Linked DNA regions of Homo sapiens: region 1 is linked to region 2. A link is an interaction called in ENCODE POLR2A ChIA-PET data of the cell type or tissue named here. Cell type or tissue: GM12878. All regions are shown on one strand.

Region 1 (2,500 bases), 120 kb after region 2:
TCTCTTGTGACATGTTTAATGTGTGGCTGGTCATTATAGCTTTTTCTATAAATGTTATACCTTCTCTTATGAGGATATAAGCTTCTTAAGGACAAAACTGCGTTCTTATTTTATTTCTTTGTAGCACCCTATAGTGCCATATACAAAACAGATGTTTAATAAACAGTACTTCACCAAATGCTTTATTCCTTTTGAAAGCACTCCAATTAACGTGATTAGAAGTTATTCAGAATGATTTTGGCACAGTAATTGTCCAATAACATAATAGATTGTAACAAAAAATCATTTTGATGAGGATATAGTATTGGGGAAATATTGGAAGGATATCTTAGCAGAAAGTATCTGGGAATTAGTACCACTATAGAAAAATAAAAATGGCAACACATGGCTAGAAAAGATCTATTTCAAATGGAAATAGAAAGTTCAGAGAGTAATCTAAGCTCTGGATTCTGATATACTTTTGTGTGGCTTGCAGGGACAATATAAAGGCATTTATACATTCGTATAGTAATCTTTAAACATACAGTAATCTTTAAAAGCTATTAACAAGATTCAACATTGGGCCAGTAACTGGAATATATATATGTTCACATGATTGTTGCTCCTTTCTTTCTGTTTGCATAAGTTCCAAGAAGATTTAAAAAATTCTTTTTCACATATTTATAACTGCATGGCTATCTAATTCTTGTGTGTACATGATATTTATTGATTTGAAAAAATTATTAGATATTCTCTTTGTAGGCGAGATCTGAGAGGCAAAATGTTGATTGATTTTTCATTTTTCAAGATTAACTTTAAACAGATGGCTTAGCTGAAGCTGTAAGAGCAGTAGCAATTAGCCTCAGGTTACTGCATTCCTATGGAGACTAACAAGGATGCCACCTGGTTATTTACAGACCATTCTAGAATATCTCTGCCTTAATGTGGTGGTGTGAGTAGAATCTAAATTTATCTTGAATGTCTCTATGCTTGAGGGATTTTTAGCACAGTACCATCTTAGGTTAGAGTGATTTCTAGAGTATCAGTTCCCTCAGAAAATTTAGATCAATTATTAAGGGGCATTTAGAAAAAAATCACAACTTACAGTGCCCATTGCTTTGTTGTTTACATAGAAACAGCTAATACATAAAAATTGTCAATCATAACAGCTACATGTTTCAGAAGAATTTGGGGTGAGAATGATGAACACTATTAATGAAATGATATAACAGCAGTTGGGAAATGCCGTCAACAATATAAAATGTGAAAACTGGATCACAAAAGATGCTAGTTATGTTTGCCAGTTAGGAGGCATCAGAGCGATTTGAACCACTTTAGCTGTGTTAATCTTTACTTTTCCGTAGTTTGCCTATATCACAGAGTCAGTATTAATGTATAATGGACATTTATTAGGCTTAAAATTCCAAGAAGTTTTAAATATGCATGTATTAGTTATCTATTGCCATTGTAACAAATTAGCACAAACCTTGTGGCTTAAGACAATAGAAATGTTTTTTGGGTTTTTTTGTTTGTTTTGTTTTTACAGTTCTGGAAACCAGAACAATTACAATTAAGTATAAATTCAAAATGAGTTATATAGGAATAAAATCAAGGTGTCATCAGGATTGGATCCTTCTGGTCTTGGGGAGAATCTGTTCCTTGCCTCTTCCATCTTCTGGCAGCTGCCTGCCGGTGTTCTCGGCTGGTAGCTGTATGACTCCAATCTCTGTTTCTGTGGTCACATTGCTTTCTTCTCTTCTGCAGCCACATCTGCTCCTGCCTCCCTCCTATACCTGCAATTATATTTAGGGGTCACACAAATAATCCAGGATAATATTCCCATCCCAAAATTCTTGACTTAATCATTTCTACAAAGCCCCTTTTGCCGTATAAGGTAGCATTCACAGGTCCTGTGAATTATTACTAGATTTTATTCATCCTACCCTAATACCCATTATGATATACCCAGATTTTAATACAAAATATTATTTTAACCAGGATCTTTTAAATGTGTTTCATTTAGAAGGAAGATGATTTTACATTTTAATATTAATGTGGAAGTTCATAGTTGGCCTTTAATTGACTATTTGCTCTGTTGATTGTGTCATTGGTGGTTTTCTAAAAGTAATTCTTTAATTTTATGACATCTATAAAACACCAGTATATCCAAAAAAGAGAAATGTTTGTAGCATCTCTTTTTATATATTTGTAATTTTCCCTACCTATCAAAATTGGATTAGAAGTTAGCCAGGAATAAGTTAGGAGGGTCCTATAGAATTATCCATATGGTCTAATTTGGTGGGAATGGGCATGTTGGATTTGGCAGGTAATTGAAGTAGAATACATTTACAGTAAACATTTGGAAATTTGGGTTTTATCATGGTTTTCCCACCTTTTTAACATTTAACAAACTTTTATTTGAAGATAATTATATGTTTATAGAATAGTTGCAAAAATCAAAACAGTACAAAAAAAACCCCTGCATACTCTTTATCTGGATTCACCTAAGGTTAACATTTTA
Region 2 (2,500 bases):
CAAGCATTTGTTTCTTCATTAGTAAAACATGCTTGCCTGGTATTTCCCCTTCCCTGAAGACGTTCAACCCAAGGAAAGCAGCCTTTTGGGGATTTTGTCACCCACTCTACCTTTCCAGCCTCATTTCTCACTACTCAAATCATCCCAACTCTCTATCCCATCAGAGTTCCAAGAGGGGAACGTACAAAACTCAAGGCTTTGCACACCCTATTTCTAATACCCGGAAAATCCCTTAACTCTCTGGTTAAAAAACAAATCCTGTTCACCTGCAAAGCAGAGCCGCAACAAACATCCATTGAATGCCTACTACTTAAGGCCTACTGGATTCGTGATCAGAGCACAGAGTCTGGAGCCAGACTACTTGAATTCAAGTCCCAGTTTTGCTACTTTCTAGCCACATGATCTCCAGAAGGTAAATTACCTGTATGATAAATCATGTCTCAGGTTCCTCAACTATAAAACAGAGATAACAGATTTTCTGCAAAGGGTTGTTGTGAGGATTAGATGAGTTAGTTTCTGGGGCATACATAGTAAGGACTACATAAGCTTTGGTTATCATTATTATACTTCCTTCGGAATCTCTGGGTTCTCACAAAACCTTTTCTTCAAGCTAGTATTTACTGACAACATGCCCAAGCCTTTTTAGGCATTCTCCTCCTCACAAAAATTCTACAGGCATTACTACTATCACCATTTTCCAAATGCAAAAACTGAGGCTTAGGGAATGAAAATAACTCTAAGTCCCACCAGTTAATTACTAGTGGAGCTGGGATTCGAACTCGTGCTTTTAAATTCTACCTATAGTGTCTGAAATGCTGTGTGGATTTCCTGGATGCATGTCTCCCTCTACAAGACAGCAGCACTAAGGGGTGGTCTGTGTGGGTGTGAAAGAGGTAGGGACTGTTAGCATAATATTACTCCGCTTCCCCCTATCAGCCAACTGCTCCGACCCAGGCAGCCAAACCAAAAGCCCTCCCTTCCCCAAAAGAACTCGAGAGCTTCCCAGCTTCCAGGGCAGGGCAGATGCCTGGCAGCGGCGCCTGGCAGGGTGGGCGCTCACTACCTTGCAGAATATAAGAACCACTAGCTGGGGAAACCATTCCGGGCCCGCAGCCGGGTGCCCGCCCCAAAGCCCCCACCCCTGCCGCGGGCAGGGCACGCCGGAGCCCCGCAGCAGTCCCCGGGGCTCCCCTCGAGGGTACGGAGCCCGGGCAGGGAGCCACCGGCCGGCTCCCAAACTGCACCGGCCGCGCCTCCTCTGCCGCACGTGTGCGGCCCATGCCGCCGTCACCCGTCCGTCACCTCCGCGGCCGTCGCTTCCCGCCGTCAGCAGCTCCTTGGACACTGGGACTCCTGAGGAATCCCGGGTGGGCGACGAACAACTCGGGCTAGCCTTGGGCTTGCCATGGACCTCCATGCTTCCCTCAAGCCTGCACTCTCAGGCCCGGATGCAGGAAAAAGGCTCGGGTAAGGGGGCGGGGAGAGGGCCGCGATTGGAGGAAACTGCGGTGGGCGGAGTAAGGAGCGGAGAGAGAGGCGGGGCGAGCGTGGTGCAGCCTGGAGGCTGCGCGGGAGCAGGGGCCATTCCTACTCCTGGGAAAAAGAAAGGTTCAGACACTGTCATAGGAAAAAACAGCGGGCAAGGCTCGATTTCGCCAAATTCGGGCATAAAGAGCATAACATTAGGCTTCCCTCCTCTTTATCCTTTTTTATTAAATTTTTTTTTAATTGGTGAAAAAACACGTAACAAAATCTACCATCTTAACCATTTTTAGTTGTACAATTCAGTGGTGGCAGACCTCTAGATCATTTTCATCTTGCAAAACTGAAACCTTATACCCATTTACCCCTACTCCAGTCCCTTGGTAACCACCATTCTACTTTCTTCTTTGTTTCTTTCTTTTTGAAACAGCCTTGCTCTGTCGCCCAGGCTGGTGCCTCAGCCTCCCAAGTAGCTAAGATTACAGGTGCACACTACCACGCCCGGCTAATTTTTGTATTTTTGTATAGAGACGGGTTTTCACCATGTTGGCCGGGCTGATCTTGATTTCCTGACCTCGGGAGATCCACCCACCTTGGCCTCCCAAAGTGCTGGGATTACAGGCGTGAGCCATCATGCCCAGCTACCATCGTTCTACTTTCTGTTACTATGAGCTTGACTACTTCAGATACATTATGTAGGTGGAATCATACAGTACTTGCCTTTTTGTTACTAATTTCACTTAAAATAATACCCTCAAGGTTTAGACATGTTGTAGCACATAACAGGATTCTCTTCTTTTTTAAGCCTGAATAATATGCCATTGTATGTATATACCACATTTTCTTACCATTGATCTCTCAACAGGCGTGCTGGTTGCTTCCACCTCGTGGTCATTGTGAACGCTGCTGCAATGAACATGGTGGTACAAATATCTCTTAGAGACCCTGCTTTTCAATGCTTTGGGATACATACCCAGACATGGGATTACTGGATAATAGGGTAATTCTACTTTTTAGG

The links. Peaks named below come from ENCODE experiments on the same cell type or tissue, not always from the same donor. Only the 100,000 strongest peaks of a DNase experiment are listed, where the experiment ranks them.
Region 1: POLR2A ChIA-PET joins it to region 2 with 6 read pairs; 4 of 35 experiments call an interaction of 5 or more read pairs at or near these places.

What each region holds. Positions count from the first base shown.
Region 1 is chr12:104,869,434-104,871,933 of GRCh38, reverse strand. All of the region lies in intron 6 of SLC41A2 (solute carrier family 41 member 2), which reads left to right. Among named protein-coding and RNA genes, the nearest start is that of SLC41A2, 88 kb to the left of the region's middle. In GM12878, no CTCF peak of the experiment used is centred here; a DNase peak (open chromatin) is centred at 943.
Region 2 is chr12:104,985,270-104,987,769 of GRCh38, reverse strand. It overlaps NOPCHAP1 (NOP protein chaperone 1), which reads right to left and starts at 1,454. Exons shown (of 4, transcript NM_152318.3): 1 at 1,303-1,454. The coding sequence starts at 1,417. LOC105369952 (a long non-coding RNA gene) reads left to right here and starts at 1,400. Exons shown (of 2, transcript XR_007063436.1): 1 at 1,400-1,467. RefSeq lists a silencer at 975-1,224 and enhancers at 777-1,287, 1,288-1,800. In GM12878, no CTCF peak of the experiment used is centred here; a DNase peak (open chromatin) is centred at 1,479; H3K4me3 peaks cover 2,199 bases; H3K27ac peaks cover 1,789 bases.